Regions from separate parts of the Homo sapiens genome. Here region 2 is linked to region 1. A link is a loop called in an ENCODE intact Hi-C map of the cell type or tissue named here. Cell type or tissue: PC-3. All regions are shown on one strand. Each heading gives the region's core, and the rest is flanking DNA. Links, peaks and the distances in the headings are about the cores only. Region 1 has its middle 29 kb from the start of NAMPT-AS1. Region 2 overlaps NAMPT (nicotinamide phosphoribosyltransferase).

Region 1 (16,166 bases), core at 3,350-11,349:
GGGCAAAACCTACTCTGCTGCCTATTTTTGTAAAGGTTTTTGTAAAGGATGTTTGGTTGAAACACATCAATGTTTGTTCACGTATGCATCTGTGCTGCCTTCTCCTGCCCTGGAAGAGTTAATTGCTACAGAGACTGCCTGACTCACAGGGCTGAGACTAGGTGAGGAAAGAGAGGTGCCCAGGGTGCAATATGGATGCACTCCTTTTTAAGGCTGGCCCTGCACTTGCATGACCCCGAGCATTAACACTGCCTTGAATTGTACTCACCAGCTTCCTCACACTTAGTCCCTACTCTGCCCAAAATACTTTCAATGTGATCCTTAACAGAAATTGTTCCCCAACACCTGGTTTAAAGTATTACCACAATTGTTTGCATTCCTGGGATGGTTTTCTCTTGTACAAAGTATAGACCATAGTTTCCTACCTTCAGCTTTCTCTCTCACATGCTTTTTATTTGTGATCCATTATTTTTTAAAAACATTTTTTTCTACGTGTTTTGGGTAGGAGGATGGTAGATCTATTTTACAAAGAGATCTAATGACAATTTAGTCTAAAAGATAGCATTTTAATATAAACTGCTATTCTTTTCTTGTTCCATTCAACAACCCCCTCACCCCCACAACTTTTCCTGTAGAATCTATTATTGGAAGTTTTACCTTTTCAGAGCAAATCTGACAGTTTTGCAGCAGACATGGCATGGAGTTATATATTCTTTCCCAACCACCCGCCTGTCAAGTTCCTAAAAGGTTCATAAATATGTCACTAGAAATTGTATTCATATTGATTTTTTTCCTTGAGTCCTTTTGTATTTATTGCCAAGGCATAGAATTAATATCATTCTTACCCTCGTATTGGCTGCCTGCCTTGCACAGTAAAATGTCATTACTGACTTGTTTATGTATTTAGCATCTACTTTGTGCCAAGTACAAGTGCCGTGCAAGGGGCTAGGGCTGGTGATGAGAAAACTGACCCTGTTCCCGCTCTCACTGAGCTTACAGTCTAGTGTGTGAGGCAGCGATTAAGTATTAGTTATAAGCTGTGGTGAGTGGTATGAAAGAATGATACAAGAGGTGCAATAATGTCTAAAGGGTGATCCTGACCTAGTCTGAGACTGCTTCCCTGAGAAAGTGATGTGGGAGCTGAAATCTGCAAGAGGAGAAATCAACTAGATACACTTAAGGAGAAGAAAAAAGAGTATTTGGGGAGAATGAGCACTTTATGCAAGTGTCCTGAGGCAGGACAGAAATGACAGAAAGATAAAGTGACCAGAAGAAAGATAAAGTGACCAGAGGGCTGACAGTCACTTCCATGAGGAAAGAGTATGGACAAAAAAAGGCTAGAAAAGTGGTCAGTGGCCACATCATATACATGATGTAAATTTTGGCCCTATTTTTTAGAGCAATTGAAATTCATCAAAAGCTTTTAAGCTGGGAAATGGTTGATGATATTTAAATAATAATTAAAAGTCAGTATTGTAAATGCCAGAGGAGAAAAGAGAGTGGGTGTGGGTACAATTATGTTAGGAGTTATGGTAGGAAATGGGAAATGGTCCAGACTTAATGGCTTCCTTTTGCTTGATGATCTGTGAATCAATGTCGTCTGCTGAGAGCAAGGAGGGAACAGATGTGAGGCGAATGGAGAATTGAAGTCGATTTTGTGGGGCATGGGAGAGGAAGTTGACCAGAGGCACGTGTTGAATTTTGAGCGGCCTAGATTTGTAGCAATTGCTACAAATGTATGACAATCAACTTTAGGTCAGGACCACCTTTTAGACGTGATTGCACCTCTTGTGTTGTTCTTTCACACCACTCACCAGGGCAGCATGATTTCCTTTAGTAGACCTCTTCTGGCTGAGTGTAAGCTGTTTGGATAGGAAAAATTGGCTGACTGGTCAGGGAGCCCCTTTAATTTAATATGTGCCTCAAAGCTCCTAGCACAATGCTAGGCCTAGAGTAGCTACTAGTAAATATTTGTTAACCAGTTCTTCCCAAATGCTTTTGAAAAAGACCTGGTCAGCTCTACCCACCATTTCTTCTCCATTCCTCCTCGGAGAGCCACTTGGCCTCCCATATTCTCAGCATCCTGTCCATGCTCAGAAAAGTTAGGTGTTCTGGAACCTTGTTCAGTAGATGCATGTTGATGACTGTTTTTTTGTTTATTGTTTTTGGCTCAGTGAATGAAAATAAAATGGAGCAGGACCATTTAGGTCATTTGCTCCTGCTATCATTATTCTAACATTATGTACAAGGCCATTTTCTTTTTAAAATACATTTGTGGCATGTGCTTTTTAGGGGATGGAGTCCTTTAAGTCAAGGACTCTTTGCCAATGTTGTTTTATATCTCCCCTAGCTGTCTTTGTGGGATTCAATGTTTTGGCTAAAGTCTTGATCACAGCCAATTGGGGAAGATGAGGTACAGGCAGTTCTCCCTTTTCATCGTTGCTGCTGCCTTATTTGGCACTACCAGTGCTTCTCTGTTACCCTGAAGGCAGTGGTTTCTGCATAGACTGAAATGGTGAAAAACAACAGCATCTGAGCAACTGAAATAATACTCATGCTGTCAAGAATTTATCCTACTTCTAGGTGACTGAAAACATGGTTTTCAGAATACATTACATCTAAAGATGAGCTAATCTGTAACTGAAGATTGGTATCCCATCTTTTATCAGCCAGCAAGAAATACAAGGACCCACTGAACATTAACCAGGTAAGACATTTTACAATTAAGTAGAAAAATGTACCATTTCAAAAAAAAGGTCCCTGCTGTATCTTTTTTTGCATGTTGCTTAATAATATTATTCTGCTAAGCAAAGGTGAAAAATCTAAGAAAAAGACAATGTGAGATAAAAGACTGGACTAACCCAGTAACAAAGTACTTATGATTCTTATAATCTGTTTTTTTTTTTTTTTAACAAAGGAAATCTCAGAATGACATTTGTACCTCAGGCCTAGAAAGCAATACATCCAAATTAAAAGTCAGTGTTCTTCAAGAAGAAGAAAAATGGAATGAATTTCATGTAATATCTAGCATGAGTAAGAGGCTTGACTCCATTTGTAACCGGGTCTCACTCTGTTGCCCAGGCTGGAGTGTAGTGGCACAATCATGGCTCACTGCAACCTTGACCTCCTGGCCTCAAGCTATTCTCTGACCTCAGACTCCTGAGTGGCTGGGACCACAGGTGTATGGACCTCCTGGGCTCAAGTGATCCTCCCACCTTGACCTCCCAAAGTGCTAGAATTATAGGCATGAGCCACCATACGCAGTGGAAGATATTTCTTCTCAAAACAAACAAACAAAAAACTAGATGCAATCAGAACTACCAGAAAAACAAAGACCTACACAAAAAAGTCAGAATCTAAATATGCAATTTAAATATGCATAATGACTTTCAAAAATTGAGAGAGAAGAAGAAAGAAGAATCCATTTGACCTCAACTCCAAAACATTCTTCTTTGAGTGGCACAGGGGTTGTGATGTTGGCACTATACAAAAGAAACGGCACACTTCACCATGACTGTGCTTCTTCTCTATAGAAGGTCATTGCTCCTGAAGAGCAGCTCATCCCTTCCACAAAGCTTACCCTGGAAATTCTGGCAACTACTCCTTCTGTAGTTACTTCTGGCCTAGAGATTGCCAACCATGGCTGAATCACCATACCTTGCTGGTTTCCCTTAACCCTGCTCACACTTTTGTAAAACATCCTTCATGAAACTCTCTTCAATCACCTCTCTTGAGAGTATCTGTCAGTACACTGACACCATGAGGAAGAAAGTGAGACAGTGCTTTAAATTCCACCCAGTGATGACTGCAGGCCATGAGGTCATGGGAGATGAGAAACATGCATCAGGCCCCATGTCCTTAGGCCTCTCATAGTGTGCTCATCTTGTTGTGGCACATATGATTCCAATGTGTGTGTTTATAGGTACAAATGATTCCTAAACACAAACATACTATTACTACCTTAGACTTAAGTGAATAAACAGAAAGCAGTTCTCATAGTCAGATGTATTAGTCCATTTTTACATTGCTATAAAGAACTACCTGAGATTGGATAATTTATAAAGAAAAGAGTTTTAATCAACTTACAGTTCTGTGTGGCTGGGAAGGCCTCAGGAAACTTACAATCATGGTACAAAGTGAAGGGGAAGCAAGGCATGTCTTACATGGTGGCAGGAGAAGGAGAGTGAAGGGAAGTGCCACACTTTTCAACCATCAGTTCTTGTGAGCCCTCACTCACTATTAGAAAAACAGCATGGAGAAAACTGCCCCCATGATCTAATCACCTCCTACCAGGTCCCTCCTGTATTACAATTCAAGATGAGATTTAGGTGAAGACACAGAGCCAAACCTTATAATCACAATTAAAGCATTTAGTACTGTGATACAAGCTACTAGAAGGCTCCTTTTCTACATCTTGGCAAACAGAGAAGGCTACATCCATCCCTGTTCATCCCCAGCTTGGAGCCCTTCTGCAGGCTGTGCACAGGCTCCCCCATCACATGCAATGGTCCTGCGTCTCTCTGTGCCAGAGGAAAAATTGGTTATGTTGGACTTACTGAGCAACTATTCAGTCTTGAACTTTATAGACTGAGAAAATAAAATGTTGAACCACAGCCAAACCTTCCAAATCAATCTTCTCATGTTGGGTTATGAGAAGGGACTTGTTAGATGTTTCTGTGCGATACCAACACATCTCAGCAAAAGCCCAATCCAGACACCAGGCTCACTGACTGATGATTGAACTTTCCAGTTTTTATGAAAACACCTGTGTTTGTCCATTTTGCATTGCTAAAAAGGAATACTTGAGGTTGGGTAATTTATAAAGAAAAGGGGTTTATTTGGTTCATGGTTCTGTAAGCTGTACGAACATGGCTCCAGCATCTGCTTGGCTTCTGGGAAGACCTCAGAGAAGCTTTTACTCATGGTGGAAGGCAAAGGGAGGGCAGGCTTGGCACATAGTGAGACAGGGAGCAAGGGCAATTCCAGGCTTTTAGACAATCAGATCTCACGGTAACTAGTAAGAGTGAGAACACACTCATTACCATGTGGCGGCCCCAAGCCATTAATGAGGGACCCACTCTCATGACCCAAACACCTCCAACTAGGCCCTACCTCCAATACTGGAGATCACATTTCAACATGAGATTTGGAGGGGATAAATATCCAAAACTACATCAACACCTCTCTTGGTGCTGAAGACCACCCTTGCCTCTTGCCCTCTCAGATCCCACTTCCACGTTGGTATCCCTTCCCTCACTTGGTCAGCATCAAGGCCTTTCTACGTCTGCCTCACCCCTAGCCCAGGGGTAGCCACGCTGCACACATCAGCTTCTTCTAACCCTGCTTTCAAGTGCACATTTAAATTAGTGGCTCAGTTGTGAAGTAGGCAACACAGATTTCCAGGCTCCCCATTCTGCGTCATTTTCCCCTTTCTTTCTGGCTTCTCCCCCATATCAAGCTTCCAAGGTCTTTTTGTTTGGAAACATACCAATGCTACCCAAAGGATGTTTTTTTCAATTATTTATATTTGATCTGAAGGTCCATTCTAGTAAGGATAAGTCCTCACATTAAATGCATACAATTTGCCTGTGGGACTTTGGTATGGTTATGGCTGTCATACATTCTCCCTTCTTAGCCCAGTGTGGGTGTGCCCAGACTCCACTACTGGTTGCTGATAGAGCACCATTCTCTTTCTCAATTTAAAGCAATTAAAGAGCCCATTTCTACCCAGCACCACTCTGGTGTTGTGGCCCAGTCTATGACCCTTAATCCTATTTTACCAATAGGTGAAACCACAATAATAGCTAGCATTTTCTCAGTGCTTTACATTTATTAATTTATATATTACTTATACAAGTTATATGTAACTTACACTTGGTAGTTATACAAGGTAGATTCTATTATCCTAATTTTACAGGTGATAAAATTGAGGTACAGAAAGGCTACATACTTGTTTAAAGTCAGTAAGAGGTGGTAGGTTTCAAACCCACTCAATCTGGCTTCACAGTCCATATACTGGCACTCGATAAATGCCACATATCCTCTGGGCCAAGCTTAAATATCGCCCTTTCGGTTCTTTTTCTGCCTTATACGATGGGACAAATCTCTACCCTCTGCACCCTCATTAACCTGTACATGCCTCTATAGTAGTCCTCATCTCATTGCACAGGGTTATTTTACAAGAATGCTTTCTAGTTAGATGTGCCTTGAAGGTGAGACCATGCTTCCTTTTGGTATCTCAGTACAGTGCATGGCAGGCTATATAAATTCTACAAATGTTGGCTGAATAAATCAAACTTTTCCTGGTTCCTTCCGCATCCTTCAAAACTCCTATTCTATATCTCTTTCTAATAGGTTGCTGTATGATTTGTACATTTTTTCTTTAAATCAATGCATCAGTATCAATGGCTGATTAGAGTTCAAGTTTTGATGGGGAACTTTAATGCCTTAATAGGATATAATAGCTAAGGGTGGGAGGTTTAGGCACTGTGATACAATGGCAGGGGAGAGATTCGTCATCAGCTGGTATGAGCCTGAGGCTAAAATCTTACCTTGTAACTGGCTATTCGTTCTGTCCATTCTTAGGGCATAACTTGGTTACAATAACTGGAAGTTAGTGAATTTATTTCCTTTTCGTAAAATGAGAGATTTGAACCAAATGATGTCAGTGTTCCTCTTCAGCTCAAAATTCTGTATTTGTAGGAAATTATAGAAGTAAATAAATATATTTTGAGAAGCTGATAAAAATAGGTGGAATTAATGCAGGAGTTTCTAGGAAATTGTATAAAATGTTAGTGGTAAAAGTGTCATCTGAAACTACTTGGAAAGAAATGTATTTACAGAGTTAGGTATGTGCAAAATTAAATATTTACAAGGCTATGTGTAAGCATTAAAGTAAAAACATGGTTCCGAATATGGTAAGGATGAAGAACTTGATTTCATAATAAATACTGAATTACTATACTTCCTTCTTGGGAACACCAGCCAAGGGTTAGAAATTTTAAGGATAAAGCCATTTTAAAAATTATTGCTAGAAAGTTTTCATTTTACAAAAATTACCTAATTTGCTGTTCATACCAAGATAGAGTTTGTGTTTATATAAACAACATAAATTTAAATTAGATTTTTAAAAAAGTTCTTAATTGGTAGTGTAAGGTCCCCTCTGTGCATCTTCTAAGTGGTTTACATGGAAATATTCTTGAAAAAGCCCAAATAGATGAATAGTTGCCACAGCCTTGCAGTGCTATGCAATTCAAGTTTTAAGAAGATTTGAAAAAAGATAGGGTGGGAGAAGGAAACAGACATTCATTAAGTATGTCGACCAGTCATGTTCCAAGCATTGTGCTGGGTAGTTTACATATGCTGTTCCATTTAACATGCACAGTCACTTTGCCTGGTGTTTATACCATCCCCACTTAAAAATTTAGAGACTAAGTCTGTTCCTTCTTCCTAATGCTACTGTTTATTTCCTTTCTTTTCTCTTGAACACGGGCATTTTATGTTTTTAGGACAAGTTATTCTAAATAATAAAAAGAGCAACAACCGCTGTTTATTGGGCATTTTCTATGTACTAGGCATTGTGACAAACATTTTACAAAAATTTCATAATTTACTCTTTATACCAATCCTTTGAGGTGGGGATTACTTCACAAGAACAGAGAGATTAGATACCTTGTGCTGAATTACATGTCTAGCAAGCAGTGGAGTGGGGTTTGAAACTGGAACCATTGACTCCAGCCGCTCTACACTAGTGTCTCTGTGGTTTCCATGTGGTCCACTCAATACTGTGATGAGCTGGTTCACAGGAATGTCAATAAGAAAGAAAAATAATGATGTAAATAACAAAGTATGTCATGAAAACCATTTAATGTTGGTTAATTAAATTATACAACATCTGTGGAGCTGGAAAAGAAAAATTTCAGGTTTTACAAATAGTGCCTAATAAAACAATTGAAAACACAGTAAGCATGATTTTATCAGAGTTGAAAGTACACAAAGTGCACACAAAAATTCAGAAGTACCTTTAGTCCACGTTGTATTTTCTTCCTGTTTAGTCACTTCCTTTAGGGAAATATTGACAAATCCCTTACAGCCCCCCATTTAAAACAGTTTAACCAGTAGATTCTTGAAATTCTGAACAGGGTCTTTAGTGATTAATTAATTGAATGCTTTTTATATTCGATTCTTATTCTCTCTGTGAGGCACAGCTCTAATGTTTATAAACCTAACTTTGTTCAACCCCCAATAAAGATAGGTTGGCCTAGTATACACGGAAATAGGATGTCTTACATTGAAAGTGCCTTTATTATGTACATTTTATGCTGTTCTTTTCTTTCAATTTCTCTTTCTCCAGCTTTTCTCTTATACAGTTCCTTAAACTTACTTCTCCATTCTTCTTTCTGGTTTTTCTCAAATCTTTGTTCACTTCCTCAAAAATAAAACTGAAGTCATTCTCCAAGGGTTCTTTCTGGTCCTGTGTCTGTACTTCCACCTTAGAGTCAGTAGTCTCTTATGTAAGTTTCCGTATCCTGACTCTAACTTCCCTGAACAAGCTCTTAACTTTCTCCTTTCTCTCTCTCCTTTTCTTATTTTTTTTTTGTTGTTATCAATTGTCTTTGATAGAAGTTTGTCTTTTTAAAAAACATTTTTATTCCACTCTCCTTGTCCTTTAATTGCTTCTGCCCATTTGGTTGGCAAGACTGAATAGCCCATTTCTGCTTCTCGTTTTCTGTATGCTTCAAATTAAAGAAAGTGTTAATTTTAAACCTGATCCCCTTTCTGTCAATCTCCTCTTCTCCCAAGAATGGAGGCTTGGCTTCTATTGGCTTATGGTACCCTTGTTTCTTCCTGGGTGATTATAGAATAATGGGCATCAGATTGACCTGGAGAATTTTCCCATATGTCTGATCTTCCCATTTCTTTTACATCTACTCTGATATCCTGGGAATAGGGTGGTATAGGGGGTGAACAGCAGACACAAGGTTTTTTTGACAAAGCTCCATGTGATTTTCCTGCTGAGACCTTCTCTCTTCCAGCCTACCACTGATTGGGATCCTCTACTCCAGAAGCTCCTACTTCCTGGGTAAGACATAGATACATGTGTTTAAGGCAGGATTCTGCCAGTTGATGAATGAGCCATCAGTTTAGCAAGCAGTGAGCGGAGTGCTTTAGGGGGCAAGATGTGAGTGGTGCATGAAAGGGATCATATGCCTCTTTTCCATTTGCTACCAGGAAATTCATGTAGGGTTGAGCCAAGATTCATTCTATTATTAAGTTGGTGCAAATGTAATTGCGGTTTTTGTTATTAAAAAAATGGCAAAAATTACAATTACTTTGCATTAACTGAATACAATCAATAGTAATTCTTCATACTGCATTTCTGCATACTTACTTAAATTTCAAGTGAAAAACACACACACAAAATGTTGTTCTGAGTTCACATAGCCTTTGGTTTGCATACAGAGTCTGCCCTAAATTCTCCAAGAATTGGAAGTCCACTGCGTCCAAAGAAATATACTGAAACAAATAATCTTCAGGCAATGCCTAGAGATGTGTCTACCAGTTTCTCTGACTTGGACTAGAGCCTTGGATAAAAGTAAAAAAGAGACATTGTCCATTTCCAGTGAAATTGAAGGACTCAACACCAGTATCTGATGATGTATCAAGTCAACTATATCCTCCAGAAGAACAGGAAGAACTTGATTTTTTATTTGATGAACAGACGCAACAAATAGAAGAAAAAGAAACACATTTACTGATTGGTCTCGTAATGATTCAGATTATGAAATTGATGAGCTGAATTTCAACAAGATGTTGATTTGAACTCAGCTATCATTTTACCTGAGAAAACATCCTGGATAAGATCAAACAGGCAACCACAGGTTTCAGGCAAAAATGGCCTATGTCATTATGAATAAGACTTGTGGATGGAAGAGGATGAAAACAAACATACAGCCATAAAGAAATCGACACGCTGATCTAAAATTCACATGGAAATCCAAGGGAACCAGAATAGCCAAAATAATCTTGAAAAAAATGAATGAAGTTGAAAGACTCGTACCTCCTGATTTTAAAACTTACTATAAAGTTAAAGTTATCAAGACAGTGTGGTACTGGCATAAAAACAGACATATAGGTCAGTGGAACAGAATTAAGAGTCCAGAAACAAACCATGTGGTCAACTGATTTTTTACAAGGATGCTAAGACTATTTAATGGGACAGAAGACTGTAGTCTTTTCAACAAATGGTGCTGGGACAACTGGATAGCCACAAACAAAAGAATGAAATTGGATTCTTACCACACACAATATACAAAAATTAATTCAAAGTGGATGAAACACCTAACTCAAAGAGCCTAAAACTATAATACTCTTAGAAGAAAACATAGGCATAAGTCTTTTTGAACTTGGTTAAAACATTTATGACACCAAAAGCACAAATGACAAAAGAAAAAAATGGATTAGATTTCATAAAAATTTAAAATTTTCAGCCAGGTGGTGGCTCATGCCTGTAATTCCAACACTTTCCGAGGCAGGGGGATCACTTGAGCCCAGGAGTTCAAGACAAGCCTGGGCAACATGGAGAAACCTCATCTCTACAAAAAAATTTAAAAATTAGCTGGGTGTAGTGGTGTGTACCTGTAGTCCCAGGTACTCAGGAGGCTGAGGTGGGAGGATCAATTGAGCCCACGTGGTCAAGGCTGCAGTGAGCTATTATCATGCTGCTGCGCTCCAGCCTGGGTGACAGAGAGAGACCCTGTCTCAAAGAAAATACAAATTAAAAACTTTCGTACTTCAAAAGACACCATCAAGAAAGTGAAAAGGCAACCCAAGAATGCGAGAAAATATTTGCAAGTCATGTCTGATAAGGGAATTAAATGCATAAACAACTTTTACAACTCAATAATAAAAAGACAAATAACTCAATTTAAAAATGGGCAAATAATCTGAATAGATATTTCTCAAAAGGAGATTTACAAGTGAACAATAGCACATGAAAAGATGTTTGGCATCATTAGCCACCAGGGGAGTACAAATAGAAACCACAATGAGATACCACACTACCTAGCACTGGCTGGCATAGCTATAATCAAAATGACAGATACTAACAAGTTTTGGCAAGGATGGAAAGAAATTGAAACACTCATAACCTGGTGGTGGGAATGTAAAATGGAAAACAGTCTGGCAGTTCCTCAGAAGGCTAAACATAGTTATCCAGCACCTCTTATCATAGGTATATACCCAAGAGAAATGAAAATATGTGTCTAAACAAAAACTTGTACATGAATATTCTTAGCAGCATTGTGAAAGTGGAAAGAACTCCAATGTATACCAACTGATGAATGGATAATTAAAATGTGGTATATCCATGTAATGGAATATTATTTGGCAATAAAAACAAATGAAGTACTGATACATACTACAACATGAAAACCATATGCTAAGTGAAAGAAGCCACTCACAAAGGACAACTTATTGTATGATTCCATTTATATGAAATGCCCAGAATAAGGCAAGCCATAGAGACATAGAGCTGGTGGTGGGGAGCAGGCAGAGAGGAAATGGGGAATCAATGCTAAGGTTTCTTTTTTGTGGTGATGAAAATGTTCAAAATTGATTATGTTGATGGTTACACAGCCCTGCTTATACACTAAGAACCCCACGGAATTGAATACTTTAAATGGATAAATTATATCATATTTGAATCGTATCTTAATAAAGCTGCTACAAAAATTTTTTAAATTGCTGTTATGTTTATATAGAATAAGTCCCATAAAAATGTTCTGAAGACATTTTTCTGTGTAGAATATTAAGCCAATACTAGTGACAGCAGGCTGATGCCAAAATATTCATATATATTAAACTAGAATGCTGGAGAAAGCTTAAGGAAAAAGGTACATTAAACAGAGTAGAATTGAAAACTACCTCTTCTCTCTGGTTTCACATAAAGTTTCTATCCTCAGCATGCTGTATGAATTATAAGAAATCAGAAGTAAAGAGTAGAAATGCTATTCCATGTGGTTTGGGGTGAAGAAAATAAACTTTTGCATCAAACACGTGTTCAAATACTAACTCAGTTTATTGTGGGGCAATAAATGACAAAGTTATTTACCTAATGGTAGGGCAATGGTTGAGGAAAACTGTTGAACTGTTTCCCATACATAGTCTGGGGATATGTGGGTATTTTGTTTGTATGTTTTTTGTCTGGCTAGTGTCCTTTTATCCTTCTTTTGTACCAGAATCTAGAAATATCCTTGGGAGAAACATCTTTCTCCTTCTGTCAGTTCCTGTACTTTGGTGAACTTGAATTCCTTCCTGCTTTTCCATGTAGGTGCCTGTAGCCTGGATGATCAGCACATTCCGAGGTTTAGGGATGGGGCCAAATCAAATGTAGCCAGTAGGATTAATCTTATGGCCTTTGTTTGATTGTGAAAGTGGACTTCCCTCTGCTGCTGTGGGTGAGCTCGAATCTGACAGGACAAATGTCTGGAGTTCTCGGACTTCCTGCCCAACTCATGAAGTCTGAGCGTGTGGCCAGTGCTGTTGTGAGAGAGCGGAAACATGCAAAGGTCCTGGGTCCTAGGGACATCATTATGGCCCTTGTTAAAGGCACAACAGCATGAGCCCTGGACTTTCAGTTATAAGCCGAGACTTTTGCTTTCAAGCTTAAATAAGTATTGGAAATTACCTGTACCCAAATGAATCCAAAGGTAACATTACTTGCTGTTCCAGTTACTATGGCTTGTAGCAAATGGACCCAAAACTTCATGGTTTAACACAAGAACACATCTATTTTGCTCACAAATCAGCAATCTGGGTGGGGATTGGAGTGGCTCATTTCTGCTCTATTCAGCGTTAGTTGTGGCTGGAAGCTGGGGCTGGACTCATCTGGAGGTTTACTCCCTTACATCTGGTGCCTGGGCTGGGACAGCTCAAACAGCTGGGACTGGAGAAGTTGGGGCTCCATGGGTCTCTCTCTACATAGTCTGCCCATGTGCTCTCTCCAGTATGGCAGCTTCAGAGTGGCTGGATTTCCTACATGTCAGCTGAGGGCCCCCAGGGCACGTGTCCCAAGGGAGGAGAGCAGGGGAGAAGCTCTATCATCTTTTTTGTCTTGCCCTCAGAAGTCATGGAGAATCACATACACCATAGTCCCAGGCCCACCCAGATTGGAGAGGAGCAAACGTGGACCCCACGTTTTGATGGAAGAGTGTCAACATCATACTACAGGAATTTATGGATTGGGATATACTGGCATAGCCATTTTTGAAAATACAATTGGCCACACACTATGAGGTATTTGTAAAGATTAAATAAAAATTTTGTCATGAGACTATCCTGCAAAAATATGATATAGAGCTGGAGACCCAAATGGGCTGAGAGACTCTAAGGAGACTGTGTGAACTGGAAAAAATTATCTGGCCAAGCCAGGGAAATGCTAGTGAGGAGAGATCAAAGAGGGAGTTGAGTGGAGAAAAGCAATACCCAAGTTTTATCATGTCTAGCTCTAAAAGCAAAAACCACAGAGGCTTGATAAAGGAAATGTACAAATAACATTTATTTATAAATCTGTTGTTTCTACATATGCTAGCATTTCTGATTAAAGCTGTTTATTTTTGCAGTCATGCTTGCATAACAGCAGAGGATAAATGAACATGGTGCCAGCCTCTTCTCTTGGTTCAAAACTTCCTATGATAGAAGTTTTACTCTGTTAATCCTGTGACTGAAGCAGAATGCCAACATTAATATTCCTAAAATGTATCTTCAATATTTTTTTGAGAAATCAATATAAGGATTTTGGAAGCTAATGCCATAAAATTACAAATAAAGTTACAAAGTGACAGCAAATGTTGGATACTTATATTAAATATGAATCAGAATATTGCTTGGGGGTTAAGACAGAATGACAAAGTGAGTAAAGCCAAGACTAACACAAAATTTACTGATGAGGCCATTGCAATTAAATTGAGTTACAGTAATAAAAAACCCTTTAGATTCAACGTCTAAAACAATGCAAAGGAACTAGCTCTCCAACTTTGTAAAGTCATTCTGCCCCCTCTAAACTTCAATTTCCTCATGGACAAAATGAAAGTGTCTGATTAGAGCAGGGGTTTCCAATCTTTTGGCTTGCCTTGACCCAAGACGAAGAAGAAACCAATTCTCTTTTTCCAATAGGATTGGAAAAAGAATTGCTAATTCTTCTTTTTCCAATAGGATTGGAAAAAGAATTGCTAATTCTTCTTTTTCCAATAGGATTGGAAAAAGAATTGCTAATTCTTCTTTTTCCAGTAGGATTGGAAAAAGAAGAATTGCCTTGGGCCACAAATAAAATACACTAACACTAACGATAGCCAATGAGCTAAAACAAACAAGCAAACAAACACAACAGCATCTTGCTTCCAAGATGGCCAAATAGGAACAGCTCCAGTCTATAGCTCCAGGTGTGAGCAACACAGAAGATGGGTGATTTCTGCATTTCCAACTGAGGTACCGGGTTCATCTCACTGGGGCTTGTCAGACAGTGGGTGCAGCCCACGGAGCATGAGCCAAAGCAGGGAGGGGCATCACCTCACCTGGGAAGTGCAAGGGGTTGGGGAAGTCCCTTTCCTAGCCAAGGGAAGCTGTGACAGATGGTACCTGGAAAATCGGGACACTCCCACCATGACACTGCACTTTTCCAACAGCCTTAGCAAATGGCACACCAGGAGATTATATCCCATGCATGGCTCAGAGGGTCCCACGCCCACAGAACCTCGCTCACTGCTAGCACAGCAGTCTGAGAGCAAACTGCAAGGTGGCGCGAGGCTGGGAGAGGGGCCTCCACCATTGCTGAGGCTTGAGTAGGTAAACAAGGAGGCTAGGAAGCTCGAACTGGGTGGAGCCCACTGCAGCTTAAGCAGGGCTGCCTGCCTCTCTAAACTCCACTTCTTGGGGCAGGGCATAGCTGAACAAAAGGCAGCAGAAACTTCTGCAGACTTAAACGTCCCTGTCTGACAGCTTTGAAGAGAGTAGTGGTTCTCCCAGCACGGAATTTGAGATCTGAGAAAGGACAGACTGCCTCCTCAAGTGGGTCCCTGACCCCCACGTAGCCTAATTGGGAGGCACCTCCGAGTAGGGGCTGACTGACACCTCATATGGCCAGGTGGCCGGGTGACCCTCTGAGATGAAGCTTCCAGAGGAAGGATCAGGCAGCAACATTTGCCATTCTGCAGCCTCCGCTGCAAAAGGGGTCTGGAGTGGACCTCCAGCAAACTACAACAGACCTGCAGCTGAGGGTCCTGACTGTTAGAAGGAAAGCTAACAAACAGAAAGGACATCCACACCAAAACCCCATCTGTACGTCACCATCATCAAAGACCAAAGGTAGATAAAACCACAAAGATGGGGAAAAAGCAGAGCAGAAAAGCTAAAAATTCTAAAAATCAGAGCACCTTTTCTCCTCCAAAGGAATGCAGCTCCTCGCCAGCAATGGAACAAAGCTGGACAGAGAATGACTTTGATGAGTTGAGAGAAGGCTTCAGACGATTGGTATTAACAAACTTCTCTGAGCTAAAGGAGGACGTTTGAACCCATCGCAAAGAAGCTAAAAACCTTGAAAAAAGATTAGATGAATGGCTAACTAGATAACCAGTGCAGAGAAGTCCTTAAAGGACCTGATGGAGCTGAAAACCATGGCATGAGAACTACGTGACACATGCACAAGCTTCAGCAGCCGATTTGATCAAGTGGAAGCAAGGGTATCAGTGATTGAAGAACAAATGAATGAAATGAAGTGAGAAGAGACGTTTAAAGAAAAAAGAGTAAAAAGAAATGAACAAAGCCTCCAAGAAATATGGGACTATGTGGAAAGACCAAATCTACATCTGATCAGTGTACCGAAAGTGACAGGGAGAATGGAACCAAGTTGGAAAACACTCTTCAGGATATTATCCAGGAGAACTTCCCCAACCTAGCAAGGCAGGCCAACATTCAAATTCAGGAAATACAGAGAACGCCACAAAGATACTCCTCGAGAAGAGCAACTCCAAGACACATAATTGTCAGATTCACCAAAGTTGAAATGAAGGAAAAAATGTTAAGGGCAGCCAGAGAGAAAAGTCAGGTTACCCACAAAGGGAAGCCCATCAGACTAACAGCGGATCTCTTGGCAGAAACAATGATCAATG
Region 2 (16,166 bases), core at 4,061-12,060, 61 kb before region 1:
TTTGGCAATTAGAAGGTCACTGCTTTGTCCAATAAGAGGTGAGAACCAGATGGAAGATAACTGAATGGGAGGTGAGGCAGTAAATGGAGAGAAGTCTGATGTAAATGGGAGAAGGGAGGCTAGAGCTGGTGTTATCAAGGGAGTTCTTTAAAAAAGGTGTGAGAAAAAGGAACATGTTTGTTAGCTGAAGAGGAAGGGCTGGAAAGCGAGAGGCTCAGAGATCTGGCAGAACAACTCTGGCGAGTCAGGAAGACCTAATCAGAATTAAACGTGTAGCCAATTCAAGAGAGTTTGTAAGCGAGATCGTTAATCCATCTCTATAAAAATTACAAAATGCCCATGCCTATGTCCTGAATGGTAATGCCTAGGTTTTCTTCTAGGGTTTTTATGGTTTTAGGTCTAACGTTTAAATCTTTAATCCATCTTGAATTGATTTTTGTATAAGGTGTAAGGAAGGGATCCAGTTTCAGCTTTCTACATATGGCTAGCCAGTTTTCCCAGCACCGTTTATTAAATAGGGAATCCTTTCCCCATTGCTTTTCTCAGGTTTGTCAAAGATCAGATAGTTGTAGGTATGCGGCGTTATTTCTGAGGGCTCTGTTCTGTTCCATTGATCTGTATCTCTGTTTTGGGACCAGTACCATGCTGTTTTGGTTACTGTAGCCTTGTAGTATAGTTTGAAGTCAGGTAGTGTGATGCCTCCAGCTTTGTTCTTTTGGCTTAGGATTGACTTGGCGATGCAGGCTCTTTTTTGGTTCCATATGAACTTTAAAGTAGTTTTTTCCAATTCTGTGAAGAAAGTCATTGGTAGCTTGATGGGGATGGCATTGAATCTGTAAATTACCTTGGGCAGTATGGCCATTTTCACGATATTGATTCTTCCTACCCATGAGCATGGAATGTTCTTCCATTTGTTTGTATCCTCTTTTATTTCCTTGAGCAGTGGTTTGTAGTTCTCCTTGAAGAGGTCCTTCACATCCCTTGTAAGTTGGATTCCTAGGTATTTTATTCTCTTTGAAGCAGTTGTGAATGGGAGTTCACTCATGATTTGGCTCTCTGTTTGTCTGTTGTTGGTGTATAAGAATGCTTGTGATTTTTGTACATTGATTTTGTATCCTGAGACTTTGCTGAAGTTGCTTATCAGCTTAAGGAGATTTTGGGCTGAGACAATGGGGTTTTCTAGATAAACAATCATGTCGTCTGCAAACAGGGACAATTTGACTTCCTCTTTTCCTAATTGAATACCCTTTATTTCCTTCTCCTGCCTGATTGCCCTGGCCAGAACTTCCAACACTATGTTGAATAGGAGTGGTGAGAGAGGGCATCCCTGTCTTGTGCCAGTTTTCAAAGGGAATGCTTCCAGTTTTTGCCCATTCAGTATGATATTGGCTGTGGGTTTGTCATAGATAGCTCTTATTATTTTGAAATACGTCCCATCAATACCTAATTTATTGAGAGTTTTTAGCATGAAGGGTTGTTGAATTTTGTCAAAGGCTTTTTCTGCATCTATTGAGATAATCATGTGGTTTTTGTCTTTGGCTCTGTTTATATGCTGGATTACATTTATTGATTTGCGTATATTGAACCAGCCTTGCATCCCAGGGATGAGGCCCACTTGATCATGGTGGATAAGCTTTTTGATGTGCTGCTGGATTCGGTTTGCCAGTATTTTATTGAGGATTTTTGCATCAATGTTCATCAAGGATATTGGTCTAAAATTCTCTTTTTTGGTTGTGTCTCTGCCCGGCTTTGCTATCAGAATGATGCTGGCCTCATAAAATGAGTTAGGGAGGATTCCCTCTTTTTCTATTGATTGGAATAGTTTCAGAAGGAATGGTACCAGTTCCTCCTTGTACCTCTGGTAGAATTCGGTTGTGAATCCATCTGGTCCTGGACTCTTTTTGGTTGGTAAACTATTGATTATTGCCACAATTTCAGCTCCTGTTATTGGTCTATTCAGAGATTCAACTTCTTCCTGGTTTAGTCTTGGGAGAGTGTATGTGTCGAGGAATGTATCCATTTCTTCTAGATTTTCCAGTTTATTTGCGTAGAGGTGTTTGTAGTATTCTCTGATGGTAGTTTGTATTTCTGTGGGATCGGTGGTGATATCCCCTTTATCATTTTTTATTGTGTCTATTTGATTCTCCTCTCTTTTTTTCTTTATTAGTCTTGCTAGCGGTCTATCAATTTTGTTGATCCTTTCAAAAAACCAGCTCCTGGATTCATTGATTTTTTGAAGGGTTTTTCGTGTCTCTATTTCCTTCAGTTCTGCTCTGATTTTAGTTATTTCTTGCCTTCTGCTAGCTTTTGAATGTGTTTGCTCTTGCTTTTCTAGTTCTTTTAATTGTGATGTTAGGGTGTCAATTTTGGATCTTTCCTGCTTTCTCTTGTGGGCATTTAGTGCTATAATTTTCCCTCTACACACTGCTTTGAATGCGTCCCAGAGATTCTGGTATGTTGTGTCTTTGTTCTCGTTGGTTTCAAAGAACATCTTTATTTCTGCCTTCATTTCGTTATGTACCCAGTAGTCGTTCAGGAGCAGGTTGTTCAGTTTCCATGTAGTTGAGCGGCTTTGAGTGAGATTCTTAATCCTGAGTTCTAGTTTGATTGCACTGTGGTCTGAGAGATAGTTTGTTATAATGCATTGCCTAGTTTATGTCAAAGAAATAACAGCTCAGTAGCCAATTACGGAATTTAAAAAATATATAAAGCAGGTCAGGATAACTGTGTTTCTAACTGAATTCTGCTGCTAACCATGAAAAATGGCGCTTCTCTGGGGTGAACATAAATGAATGAGTAATAAACCACGTACAAGTGGGATCTGGCCTCCGACTTTGTAGAAAACCAAAGTACACACCTGCTTCCATCTTCTCCTTTCTTCTAGAAGGACCCCTATCATTCAAGGCCAATACCCTACCAAGTGCTTTGGATCTTACCTTTCTCCACCTTCTCTGGAACCCCAAATCATCACTGATGTCTTTTTGCTTTTATTTTCAACTCCTCCCTCTTTCCTGGACCTTTTTCAGATGTAAGGCTACAGCTAGAAGGACAAAGATACTATTGCCTCATTCTCTCCTCCCTTTTCGCAACCCACATTCAAAGAGGTATATAAGGGAGCTTCTTTCAGAAATAAGCCTCTTCTACTACCTGGAAAGGAATGTGTCTAAGGCACCAATTATTTCCAGGTGGCTAAATCCAGTAGCTGTTTTAAATTCTTCATCCTATTTGATCTCTCAGCAGCATTCAACAGCTGGGCTGAAAAATGTTTCCTCTGGCTTTTGTGACTTCACTCCTTCTGGTTGGAACTTTCATCTCTTTAGCTATGCTTGTCATTTGGTCTGCTCATGTTCTGCCACTTAACCTTCAAGAGTTACTCATGGTTTAGCCCTAGATTCTCTTTATACTCTAGCAGAGATCAGCACACTTTTCCTGTGAAGGGCCTCACAGTAAACTATTTTAGTTTTTACAGCCATAATTTCTCTGTTGCAACTAATCAGTGTTGCCACTGTGGCAAGAAAACAGCCAAAGGCAGTAACTAAATAAATGGGTGTGGCTATGTTCCAATACAGTTATTTACAAAAACAGATGGTGGGCTGGATTTGGCTCATGGCGTGGGGTTTGCCAACTCCTGCTCTATACTATCCCTAGAAGAGTATCCTTTACTGTGTGCTTCCAAAGATGTATACCTTCCAAGGTATACATCAGTCATACCTTGAGGCCCTTCTGTCCACAAACCTGTATCATCAACTGCCTACTTAATACCTACATTTAGATATGTCAAAGGCGTCTCAAGCCTTAACACGGGAATCGTGCTCTTTCCTCTCAAATCTGATGTCCCTCCAGTGTTCTTCCTTAGTAAAAGGCACTGTCATCTATACAGTTGCACAAAGCAGAAAAGGAGTCAACTCTGACACTTGCCCTTCTCTCATCTTCTAATTCTTTGAACTGGAGGAATACTTAAAACAGGTAGGCCTGAAAATGGCATTACTTGAAGCACACAAATTTAACACTTCACTAATAGAGCTAAACTTTATTTCCATGTTTATTACATGTTTATAACTTGATGTTGAGTACATATTAGAATAGACTTAACATACAACTTGGGAGAAAAGCTGACATTCTCCACTGAATGGGTTAAAAAGGAATGTAAAACTACAAAATACTTAAGTGTGAGTTCTAAATTATGGCAAACAGAACAATAAATACCTTGCCATTTTTCTTTCTAATTTTCCAAGATAGATTTCATTATAAAAATTGTTTGATAACAATTTAAGAAGGGAAAACAAGGGATACTCATAAAAAACATTTTACTTTAATTATAGGGTACAAATAAGAGTCTTAACACAGAAATCCTACCTCCTATTTAAGATATAAATACTTGATGATATAATCAATCAAGAGGGATTAATTAATGTCAGTTGAAAATCTAATGACTTAAATCCATAAATGCCATTTGCTTTTGTCTGGAAGATTTAGACTGATTTAAGGGTGACACACAGCAGAGTTCTAGTGGACATTCGTGTTAACCGTTTGGTGCTCAGAATGGAGATGGCCAAATACCAAGTGCTTAGTGACAGAAAGTCAGAATTAATCAGTTCCAAGTGACTAAGAGCCAATAGAATTAATCTCCATCTCCTGATTTATGGTTGTGAACAAAGAGATAGCTTTTTTCACTGCAAATTTCTAAATTAAACTCTATTCTGAAGCTGCTGAAATTCACAGAACACAGAGAATACTGTCTGTACTATAATTTCAATGTTTAAACACAAAATTATGGGTGATTATCAAAACTATTATTGGTAATAGTTTCTTTTGATTCTTTACACGCCCCTTAGCACATTTTGTGAAGAAATGTGTGTTTTTCTTAATACTACTCATCTTTACTCAAATACATTAAAAAATCATTTTAAAATTATTTTATATCATGGATTACAGAAGACTTACTAAAAGTGAATAATGCTTATTGTTCTCACTACATGTTTAAAGAACCATCTGAAAAACATATTCTTTCTAATACCACTTACAAAAAACATTTAATGAAGATAACACTTCTAATTAGGTTATTCTAGTGATCATTTTCTCATGTAACTATTTAAAACAGATGATTTATGGCTTTTCAATTTTTAAAATTTCACATTTAATGTCATGTTAAAAACTTTTCTAAATCAGTCTTCCAGTATCGGATTCTTAAGTGAGAAAAAAGAAGACAAAAGAGGAAAATTCCGTATCAATTATTTAGCCTCCTCCCTTCCCTAGAAACCAACATTTCCTTTTAAATGCAAGGCACACTCCTTTTCTTAGAACAGAGATCAGGAAACTTTTTGTGTAATTTTGTGTAAAGGGCAGGTTAATAAACATTTTGGGCTTTGCGATTCTCATTTGGCTTCTATTGCAGCTGTTTACCTTAGGCTGGAGTAGTGGGAAAGCAGCCATAGACAATCTGCATTTATAAAAAGAAGTCCAAATTTGGCCTTTGGGCTATAGTTGGCCAACCGCTGCCTCAGAAGAACAGATCTACATACATAAAAGAATCATTCGAAAGAAACTGGTCTCTAGTCAGATGTGATGTATGATTCAGAATCTAGTAGCTAATCACTCTAGAACATTTTGATGTCAAGCACTTTGAATTTAGCCAACTTAAGATTCTTCTATTGAAACACATGTCATGCTTTTCATTGGAGATAATTTATCTTCATTTAAGAATGTGCTTCAGTATTACTTATTGAGGGCATTCAGTTTAAAATTAATAAATGATGTCCATACAATTTAATATCCAATTTAATTTTTTAAAAACTTAATAAAAAATATAACAGAATTGAAACATTTAAGTACACTCACTACCCACTCCAGTAATTCATTTAAGTCATACCAACTATAGAATATGAAAAATAAATTCAGAAGTGTAATTACTTTAAAATACACTACTTCCACTTTTGTAAGTATTTTACATTTATGTATATATTCTATAGTGGAAGCAGAAATTCTCTCTAAAAACATTATCTCCTTAAAATCTTGAGGTGCATATTAGAGCCACAGGCAATCTCTGACATATAAAATTGCAGTACAGGCCTTTCAAATTTGGCATTTCACTGGTACAATACAACAACCAAGATATATAATAACTGTACAGTGCCTAGACATTCCAGTAAGAACCATTATTTTCTTTAATGTAGAATGATTAATACATATTCTACAAGGGGCAGTAAGGTTAGTAATTCTATAGGGTATGTCCCGACATAATTTTCAAATTGTACAATAACACAAACAACTTTGTTAAGGCCATGTTTTATTTGCTGATTAATGGACAAAAGGCAATGTAATTTATTTTCAAGTATTTTCTTGAAAGTCTGTGCTCATAAAAATCATGAAAAGTTGGAAAGACTGTTAAATCACTGAAACTTCAAATATATCTTACACAATCTTGTTTGTACAAAAATACAAGTTAAATATAAACATAAAGCAATCATGGTAATTTTATGCAAATCTGTTTTATGTGATCATCAGTTATATATAAAAGTTTCTCAGTTCTGTTATTTGTGAAAAGATCAATACCAGATTGAATGACTACCTATTGGCAAAGGGCCCTAAAAAGCTTACTTTAGCACTCATCTTTTACATGGTTAAATGCATTTCCTAATTTGAGATCACCTAAACACTGGAAAAGAAAAAAAATGAAAGGGCAGTATGTCCATAAACCAACAAATAATTTGGCTGTAATGTATCATAAAACACAAACCCCACACATCTGTACAATAAACATTATGTATTACATACACACAACACACACCCAGTCATAAAGCCTAATGATGTGCTGCTTCCAGTTCAATATTCAGCTGTGCATTTTTTCTTATTTCATCAAATGAATAGCTTTTTGTCACCTTGCCATTCTTGAAGACAGTATGGAGAAGATCCTGCATAAATGGAAATTTCATGATTATATTACATTATTAAGCAAAATACCTGAATCCTGGTTTGATGAATTAGACTAACCAACCAGTCAAATACAGAGATGCCAATGGTGTTCAAATTGTGAGATGATTTGATGCATAAAAAATGCTAGTGGAACAAGGTACTATCTAAAATGGCCAATCACTGAGTTGCCTGGTATGTAGAAATATTTAACTTCTATGAAAAGGAATGACCTTAATACTACATTCTTAAACCAGTTTTCTTAAAGGAAAACCAAGAAACCTAGCTGACCAATCTTTTTTTTCCTCAGGCTGAAGGAAGATGCCTGGGTGCCTAGGGAGAACTGTAATCATTGTGAGTGTGCAGCAAAAAAGCCTGGTAAACCCTGCCTTGTTCCTGGCCAACAAACTCAACAGTGATTAAACTTATCAAATGGAAGTTTAAGAAATTTGCTAGTGCTAAATTTGGGTCTAGAAAACCCACAAAAAGCCAAAAGCCAATCCCAAAACAGAAACAAAGAAAAACAAGTATTGCATTCTTGACTAACACACAGTGACTGGGTTAAAGATTCTGTTTATACTCCAAAAGTCAATGACAAAGGTAATCCACTTCATCCATACAAGAGTAGCAAAGACAGATTGAAGAAATTAAATTCCCTTTGGGTCTGGTAGAGCCACTCCTGTCTCACTAAGGAGTTACCTGCTTCTGGTTTCTCTCTGAAAAATCCACAGAAGTAATCTCAATTTTCCACCTAGTCTGAAGATTGAGGTGCATATGACATTATCTAATATTTCTGTCATTGTGTTGCTTCAAACCACAGTGCTTTAGCTGTAGCATTTTCTTTCACAAATTTAAATTTAAGGGAATACTAGTTCCTACTCTTAAATCAAATTGCCTAGATGATTATGAATTATTTTCTAGTTTATTCTACTATCATTCACATACTCTTAAATCAGTGTCTTTTAAAAATCACACTTAGATTTTTACTTTTAGTTTGAAGTGACTTTAGCTCATCTAGGATAAACTAAATCTGCCAAAATCTTAGTAGGTACAAGAGTTACACAAAGCTTACTCAAATAATTGCCTAACAGGCTATATAAAGGGATCTAATTCTAAAAGTTTGATTTACAAACATATTTTTTCATTAACGGTAACAAAGTTATTTCAATTCTGGCTCAAAACCTTAATAAATGTAAAAGTAACATGTTATAAGCAGTAATTGTGATGTAGTATAAAGAATCAAAATAGGAAGTAATAGTGCACTCATGTTTAGTGTACTTTTTTCTAATAATATGAATATTCATGAATAGTTCTGTCTAAAGTTTTTTTTGATCAAGTGGCTTAAAAACCAAAAATTTTTTAACTTGAGTTCACAAATATAAATGTACTTTTGTATGCTAAAGACCATTAGATCATATGAACTACTTTAGTGTACTGTAAATTTTTCTAGTTTGGTTGATTTGAATCAGAAAACTTGGTTAAATCAAGGTTTCACCATTTATTATGTAATCCAAATCAAGTCACCTTGTTTTCACATTTTATATTAAAGTAACATAGTTTGCTTTTGGATAAAGTGTATACAAACTTGCTGTCAATCACTATACTTACGTAATATTTCTCCCTATGTATACACAGGCCCCGTGTTTATGACGTAGACACTTGTTTTGTATCTTATTTTGGTAGGCCAGGTCAGCAATTGGACATTTTATAATAAAATATAATACTTTGTCTTCCACAAAAACAATAACATAAAAACCTCCTTTCTTATTAATTTGGTGAGCCAACCTACTATTGCTTAAAAAAACCAATCAGCATAGATACATACCTGACCATATTCCTCAAGGTCTCCTTTTCCTTCCTCCAGTGTAACAAAATTCCCTGCTGGCGTCCTATGTAAAGATAATCGGCCCTTTTTGGACCTTTTGTTGGGATCAGCAACTGGGTCCTTGAAGACGTTAATCTGAAATCCAAATTAAGAAAGTTAGACAAGTAGAAGACTAATCATCAGAAATGTCTAAACACTCCCTTACAAAAAAGCACATACATAATTTACATTTAAGTTTTAAGCACTTAATAGGTATAACTGAACCAATCCACATCTGGCTTTCAGAAACATAACACTTTAGCCTGTTTTGAAGGATAGTCGTTTGTAATAAAGAAAAAGTATGACATCTTGGATATCCTTTTTGCCACTGAAGAACACCTAATACTCCATTTGTAGGAAGTCTGTGAGCATTCTAACATGTGACCCTTAAGGTATCTCTTTATATTACAAACTGCCTTTAAACTGACAGTAAGCACAGCATGTACATGCTGTTGAAGAAAAGCCCAACTATACCAACTACGCCAAAACCACACACACAATCTTTGGAGAGGGAACAAGAGTATTACTAAGGTAAAGGCTTTCCTATTTCATAACGTATCCCTCTTTTGGTACTTTTTACTTTTGCCTTGTTATTGTCAGAAGCAAAAGTCTTAGAGAACCTGAAGACAGCAGAGTGTTTCTACATCAGAAAGGTAGGCAGCAAAGAAACAGAAACAAGTGGCAGTGGAACAAGCAGCAACAAATGAGTCAATCCCAGAACTTTCCAAAGAAAGATCAAAGAGTGAAGCAGGGAATCAACTCAGGTGTTCTTAATTCTTAGCATCCTCCTGCCTCTGTCCCTTGCTCTATAGAATCTCCAGCTCTCAAGACGTTACAAAGAAGCAAGGGGGGTTGTTGTTCACTTGCCTAGCTGTTCTATGGCTACTAGAACATGACTGTGGTATAACAATCCAAACCTCATATTCTACCTTCCTGTAACAGTTTGGTCAGTGATTATATACTTGCTTGTCTTTAATATATGATGGCTAGGTAAGCTGACATTCCTACTCAAATATTACTTTTTGATCTAAAGGTAAAAACGGCAGTGGGAAATGACTGACCTGTATTATCTCTCTTAAATAATCTTTTTCCTTATTGTTCTTCCTTTTTCCAAATCTCTGTCTCCTTAGGTCTGTTATTACCTAATATCTCCCTTCTTTCCTTGTTTCTGAGTTAAGGTCAGTAGTACCCAACAACATATTAACAGTCCACGGCCACATCAATCTTTGACAAATGCACTCAATAACCACATTCTACCTAGATACATAAGGAAGGTAGTAACACAGAAGTAATTAAAAGGTGACATACCCCAAGGCCATTAGTTACAACATAGCTACACTTGAAGGAACAATTCAAGAGATCTCTTGTCAACTTCTGTAGCAAACCTCCACCAGAACCGAAGGCAATATTTTCAATACTCCACATTTTTTGTTTCATGCCTTCTACAATCTAGAAGATTAAAACAAAACAAAACCAAACCAAACCTTAATTTGGAAGAGAATGGAGATTATTTTCAAGGGACAATATTGATGAATGAAGCATCCAAGACTGTTTTATAACACGGTCAATAAATAATTATAGCCCGCATTTTGTTTTTAAAGACCCACCCACCCCCAAAAGATGGATATGTGTGGAAGGAGAGGATTTCATGCATAGTTCCTGAATCTGCATTGCTGTCACTGTGGTTCTGGTAGGATTCGGGGAGTGAAGGAAATGAGAGAAAGTGAGAAAAAACTAGCTATAAATATCTAAGATTACTTGAGTCAACTTCTCTCATTCACCTCGTTAAGTTATTGTCCAGATCTCAGCAACACAAGCAATGGGAGCCAATTTACTAGACTCTAGGAATGACTGTAATCATCACCAATAAGTCACAATACACTGTATAATTACATGTCATATGTAATGGAACATGTAAGAATCAAAGATATTGGTGGCAAAAGAGTATAAAATACTTCTCCTATATAACAGTTGGTATACTGGTAGAGTCATTTTATTCTGGCTGATATACCAGTGCCAGAAACAAAATTATGCACAGGTGCTGTGGGTGTTAAGATTACTGTATCATTTTTGGGAGAATGATTAGTTATAAACCAGCTAGAGAGACCTGTATGAACAGTTCTAAAAGAGTTCTTTCAAGGGACATACAACTTTAAAGATGTGTTTATTACCAATGTCATTTGTATTTCTTTCACCAAAGTCAAGTTTATTTACCTAGCATCTGCCTTAATATATTCAATCACTTTGATGATAGAATGTGGCAAGTGAAGTTTGGTAACCATTTATTTCATGAGAATAGTCAAACAGAAAGCAACTGGAAAGGCTGACTCTGTTTTAAACAGAACTTTCAGAAGTTATTAGAAAATCATAAGTGTAACAGCCTTATGTGTATCAAAGTTACCACATTCTCACCAAATAGTCTCAAATTGACTTTTTTAATAGTCTCGAATTGACTTTCTTTGTTTTCAACACTGCAAAGGAAAAAACCCAACAAATCCCAAGCAACTTCATTTTTAAACAAATCTACATTTAGAAATGCAACTTTCTTTTTAAATGCCAACCATCTAATTTGAATCAAGATGAATCTAGAAGAATCAAGATGAAAACATATAAAACTTATTTAAAAGTGATTCTTTTAGGATGCACGCAAATCCAGTCTCATGTCTTTATTGTACCTGAACCTAAAGGTACCCAAGGCCCCTGAGTTCAGGTTTTCCTTTAAATAATTGTGAACAAAGTGAATTTCAATACAGAAGAAATGCAAAGAGTAGAACAGAAAAGGGGAAGAAAAGGGAAACAGGTAGATGGAGGGTAAGGTAAAATATAGAGAAAATAGTTTCTGACCTGTCACCTCATTTTAGATATGCTTCAGAGGCAAAAACAAAATGAGGAAATAACAAAGAACAGTATCATCTAATATCATATCACTGTATTTCAGGCCAAGTTTCTTTACCAAAAGTTTTAAAATTTAGACAATTTGGAGTTAAAGTGAATTTTGAGTCTGGGAAGAAAAACATTTAATACATGTGAGACTTCAAAGAAAGCTTCCTCTTGCCAACTCTGATAATGCAATACTATGTTAATATTTTAATAAATCACTCCAATAGAAGTTTCAATGATACCCAAGAAGACTGAATCCATAACTGAAACACAACAGAAAAAGAAGATAGGCGCTCTGTATTTTGTCCAACACAAAAGATATTTTTATTTTCCTAAATAAGCAGTTTCATTTTGGTACACAGTGCAAAGTGAAAACTTAGAGCAGGTTTACACTGTCAACCTCATGGGAATTCACAGGGGTGACAGGCTGAATAGCAAAGTCCAAGAGTGAGGCTGACGTCAAGGAAGAAAACAATTGTTGCAAATAAAGCAGATTTTTCATTTTATCAAAATTACAGCATCTAATTTAGTATACAAAGCAAAACTGAATTCTTTTTCCTGCTTCTAAGAACATATTTTTCATACCAATGAATGTAAAGAAATTACAAGTACAGATGGTCACAAACATACAATGGTTCAACTTAACAACGGTGCAAAAGTGATTCGCATTCAGTGGAACATCAATAAATTACTTGAGATATTCAACACTTTACTATAAAATAGGTTTTGTGTTAGATGACTGCTCAACTGTAGGCTACTAAGTGTTCTGAGCACCTGTAGGGTAAGGGAGGCTAAACTACGAGGTCTAGTAGGTTAGGTATAATAAATGCATTTTCCACTTAACGTTTTCAACTTAAAAATGGGTTTATTGAGACACAACCCCATGCTAAGTTGAGAGGAACATCTGTATTATCCTTTAGGTACACCAACAGGCCCAGCTTTTTAAAGGTATTTTTCTGGCCAGGCGCAATGGCTCACGCCTGTAATCCCAGCACTTTGGGAGGCCGAGGCAGGCAGATCACCTGAGGTCAGCAGTTCGAGACCAGCCTGGCTAACATGGTGAAACCCTATTTCTACTAAAAATCCAAAAAGTAGCCGGGCGTGGTGGCACACGCCCGTAATCCCAGCTACCCGAGAAGCAGAGGTTGCAGTGAGCTGAGATTGTGCCACTGCACTCCAGCTTGGGCAACAAGAGCAAAACTCCATCTCAAAAAAAAAAAAGAGAAAAAGATATTTTTCCTTCCTGAGTACATCTGCATTAACACAAAACGATTCAATCCTCTAATTGTTCTGTTTAAGTTTCACTAATGCCAAAGAGTATTTATCTCAATATTCTTGTTTATGTAGTTTATTCATGTACAGTTTTGGGCTGATTCTCAACTATACAGATGCACATACAGGCTGGGAATGGTGGCTCACACCTGTAATCTCAGCACTTTAGGAGGCCTGAGTCAAGGAGTTCGAGGCCAAACAGTTGAGACTGTTTCCCAGACTGGGAAACAGTGAGACCCCCATCTCTACAAAACATTAAAAAAAAAAAAAAAAAAGAGTCAGGTGTGGTGGCACACACTTGCAGTCCCAGCTCCTCAGGAGGCTGAGGTGGGAGGACCACCTGACCCTGGGAGGTTGAGGCTGCAGTGAGCTGTGACTGCACCACTGCACTAAGCCTGGGTGACAGACTGAGTCCCTGTCAAAAAAAAAAAATCGCACATACATTCCTAAAGTTTATATAAACAAGGAAAGAAAAGAAGGAAAAGAAAGCCGAAGAGCTTTGATTTTTGAAAGGAAAGTTTTGAGTACCTGACTGAACACCCAACTTGAACTCCGTTCAACTTGCCTGAACAATCCAACAGCTGACTGCTGGAACAAGGAAAGGTAGGCACAGCAACAGGCAGGCTAATGGGATTTCTGAAACAGATACAGTACCCTGCCATGTTCTTTCACCTGCAAGGGGGAGGGGTGTGTGTGTGTGTCTGTGTATACACGTAAGTGCTAAAGTGCCTGAAAGGCACCTGGGAACAGTACTTAACTGACACCAAGGTAAGAGACTGTCAGTTCAGCTGAGCTAAGGGGAAAACGGCAATTAGGTGTGTCAGCTGAGATTGCTATGTGTAAGGTCCTCCCCCTTCTCCCTGCAGACTTTTCTTCTATTTCTTTTTTCCTTTCCACATGAAAGCCCCTATGTCCCAACACCAAATGTCTTAGCTGAAGGAATTCCCACTTCTCTTAAGCAAGGCAGTTTGGAAGAGGTAGTGGAAGAAACCTCATCTCTGTTATTACAAGAGATCTATTCCGGACGCCTCATATTGGAACTCTAAATACACCATCACCGCAGAAATACTGTTTGATTTGGAAGTGAGAAGTATTATGTACAACAATCTTTGGAAAACTACTATAATTTGGGTACTGACCTTACTCTATCTCCACCAAACTCTTTCGAACAGAAAAAAACTTGTGTTTCATAGCTGTAGATACCATCTGAGATTCGTATACATCAAAATGTCAGTGGTTTCTGAATGCAAATGGCCTACATTATGTTAGTGATATTCTACAGAGTATTTTAGGTGTTATGATGAAATTATGGCCCTTAAGAACCTTATTTAGTAAACGAGGCAAAAATTTTAAGACAATACAGGCATACTTTGAAAATACTGTGGGCTTGCTTCCAGACCACTGCAATAAAGCAAGTCACGGGAATTTTTTGATTTCCCATTGCATATAAAAGTTATGTTTATACTACATTGTAGTCTATTAAGTGTGCAATAGCATTATGTCTTAAAAATACATACCTTAATTAAAAATACTTCATTGCTAAATAATGCTAATGGTCACTTGAGCCTTCAGTGAGTCATCTTTTTGTTGGTGGAGGGTCTTGCCCTGTTGTTGATGGCTGCTGACTGATCAGGGTTGCTGAAGGTTTTGGGGTGACTGTGGCAATGCCTTAAAATGACAACAATGAAGTTTGTCACGTCAATTGACTCTATCACGAAAGATTTATCTGTAGCTTGCGATGCTGTTTGGTACGATAGCGTTCACCCACACAAGAACTTCTTTCAAAATTGGGAGTGCATCCTCTCAAACCCTGCTTTGGTTTTATCAACTGATTTTACTGATATTCGAAGTCCTTTGTTGTCATTTCAACGATGTTCACAGCATCTTTGCCAGCAGTAGATTTCATCTCAAGAAACCACTTTCTGTATCCACCCATATGAAGCAAATCCTCATCTGTTCAAGTTTAATCATGAGACTGCAGCAATTCAGTCAGATCTTCAGGCTCCACCACTTCTAGTTATCTAGCTATTTCTACCACATTTGTAGTTACTTCCTCCACTGAAGTCTTGAAGTCAAATCAAGACTCAGTTATCTGTGAAGGTTGGAATCAATTTCTTCCAAACTCCTGTTAATGCTGACATTTTAACGTCCTCCCATGAAGCATGATGTTCTTAAATGGCATCTAGAATGGTGAACCCTTTCAGCTACAGACTTAAGAATATATTTCTTCTTTTTTTTGAGACGGAGTTTCACTCTGTTGCCCAGGCTGGAGTGCAGTGGCGTGATCTTGGCACACTACAGCCTCTGCCTCCCTTCAAGCAATTCTCCTGCCTCAGCCTCCTGAGTAGCTGGGACTACAGGCATGCATTGCCCCACCCAGCTAATTTTTGTATTTTTAGTAGAGACGGGGTTTCACCACGTTGGCCAGGATGATCTTGATCTCCTGATTGCGTGATCTGCCTGTCTCGGTCTCCCAAAGTGTGGGATTACAGGCGTGAGCCACCACACCCGGCCAAGAATATATTTCCTAAATAATAGCATCTGAAATTACTCTTTGATGGATAGGCTGTCGAACGGACGTTGTGTTAGCAGGCATGAAAAACAACATTAACCTCTTTGTACATCTCCATCAGATCTCAGATGCCATCTGCAATGATATTTCGAAACAATCTTTTTTTTTTTTTTTTTTCCTGAGCAGTCGGTCCCAACAGTGGGCTTAAAATACTCAGTACACTATGATGTAAACAGACATGCTGTCATCCAGGCTTTGTTGTTCCATTTATAAAGCACAGGCAGAGTAGATTCAGCAAATTCTAAGGGTCCTAGGATTATCAGAATGATAAATGAGCACTAGCTTCCACTTAAAAGTGACCAGCTGCATTATCCACTAATGAGAGTTAGCATGTCCTTTCAAAGCAGATGTTGTCTTCTCTCTAGTTATGAAAGTCCTAGACGGCACCTTCTTCCAATGGAAGGCTGTTTCCTCTACACTGACAATCTGTTTAGTCACCTGCATCAATGATCTTAGCTAGATCTTCTGGGTAACTTGCAGCAGCTTCTACATCAGCACTTGCTGCTTCATTCTGCACTCATGGAGATGGCTTCTTTCCCTAAACCACAGGAACCAACCTCTGCTAGCTTCCAATTTTTCTTCTGCAGCTTCATCACCTCTCTTAGGCTTCACAGAATTGAAACGAGGGCCTTGCTCTGGATTAGGCTTTAGCCTAAGGAAATGTTGTGG

The links. Hi-C counts contacts between places; a loop is a spot of excess contacts. Peaks named below come from ENCODE experiments on the same cell type or tissue, not always from the same donor. Only the 100,000 strongest peaks of a DNase experiment are listed, where the experiment ranks them.
Region 2: it touches region 1 in a loop (7-fold over the local background); 3 of 110 quality-filtered maps call a loop at or near these places.

Annotation. Positions count from the first base shown.
Region 1 is chr7:106,305,782-106,321,947 of GRCh38, forward strand. It overlaps the pseudogene LARP1BP2. Among named protein-coding and RNA genes, the nearest start is that of NAMPT-AS1, 29 kb to the left of the region's middle. RefSeq lists a silencer at 7,653-7,792 and an enhancer at 14,105-15,304. In PC-3, for the core only: no CTCF peak of the experiment used is centred there; DNase peaks (open chromatin) are centred at 6,520 and 7,870; H3K4me3 peaks cover 1,537 bases; H3K27ac peaks cover 2,920 bases.
Region 2 is chr7:106,244,283-106,260,448 of GRCh38, forward strand. NAMPT (nicotinamide phosphoribosyltransferase) reads right to left here. Exons shown (of 11, transcript NM_005746.3): 9 at 10,082-10,222; 10 at 8,735-8,869; 11 at 4,016-6,911. The coding sequence ends at 6,801. Among named protein-coding and RNA genes, the nearest start is that of NAMPT, 33 kb to the right of the region's middle. RefSeq lists an enhancer at 15,718-16,166. In PC-3, for the core only: no CTCF peak of the experiment used is centred there; no DNase peak of the experiment used is centred there.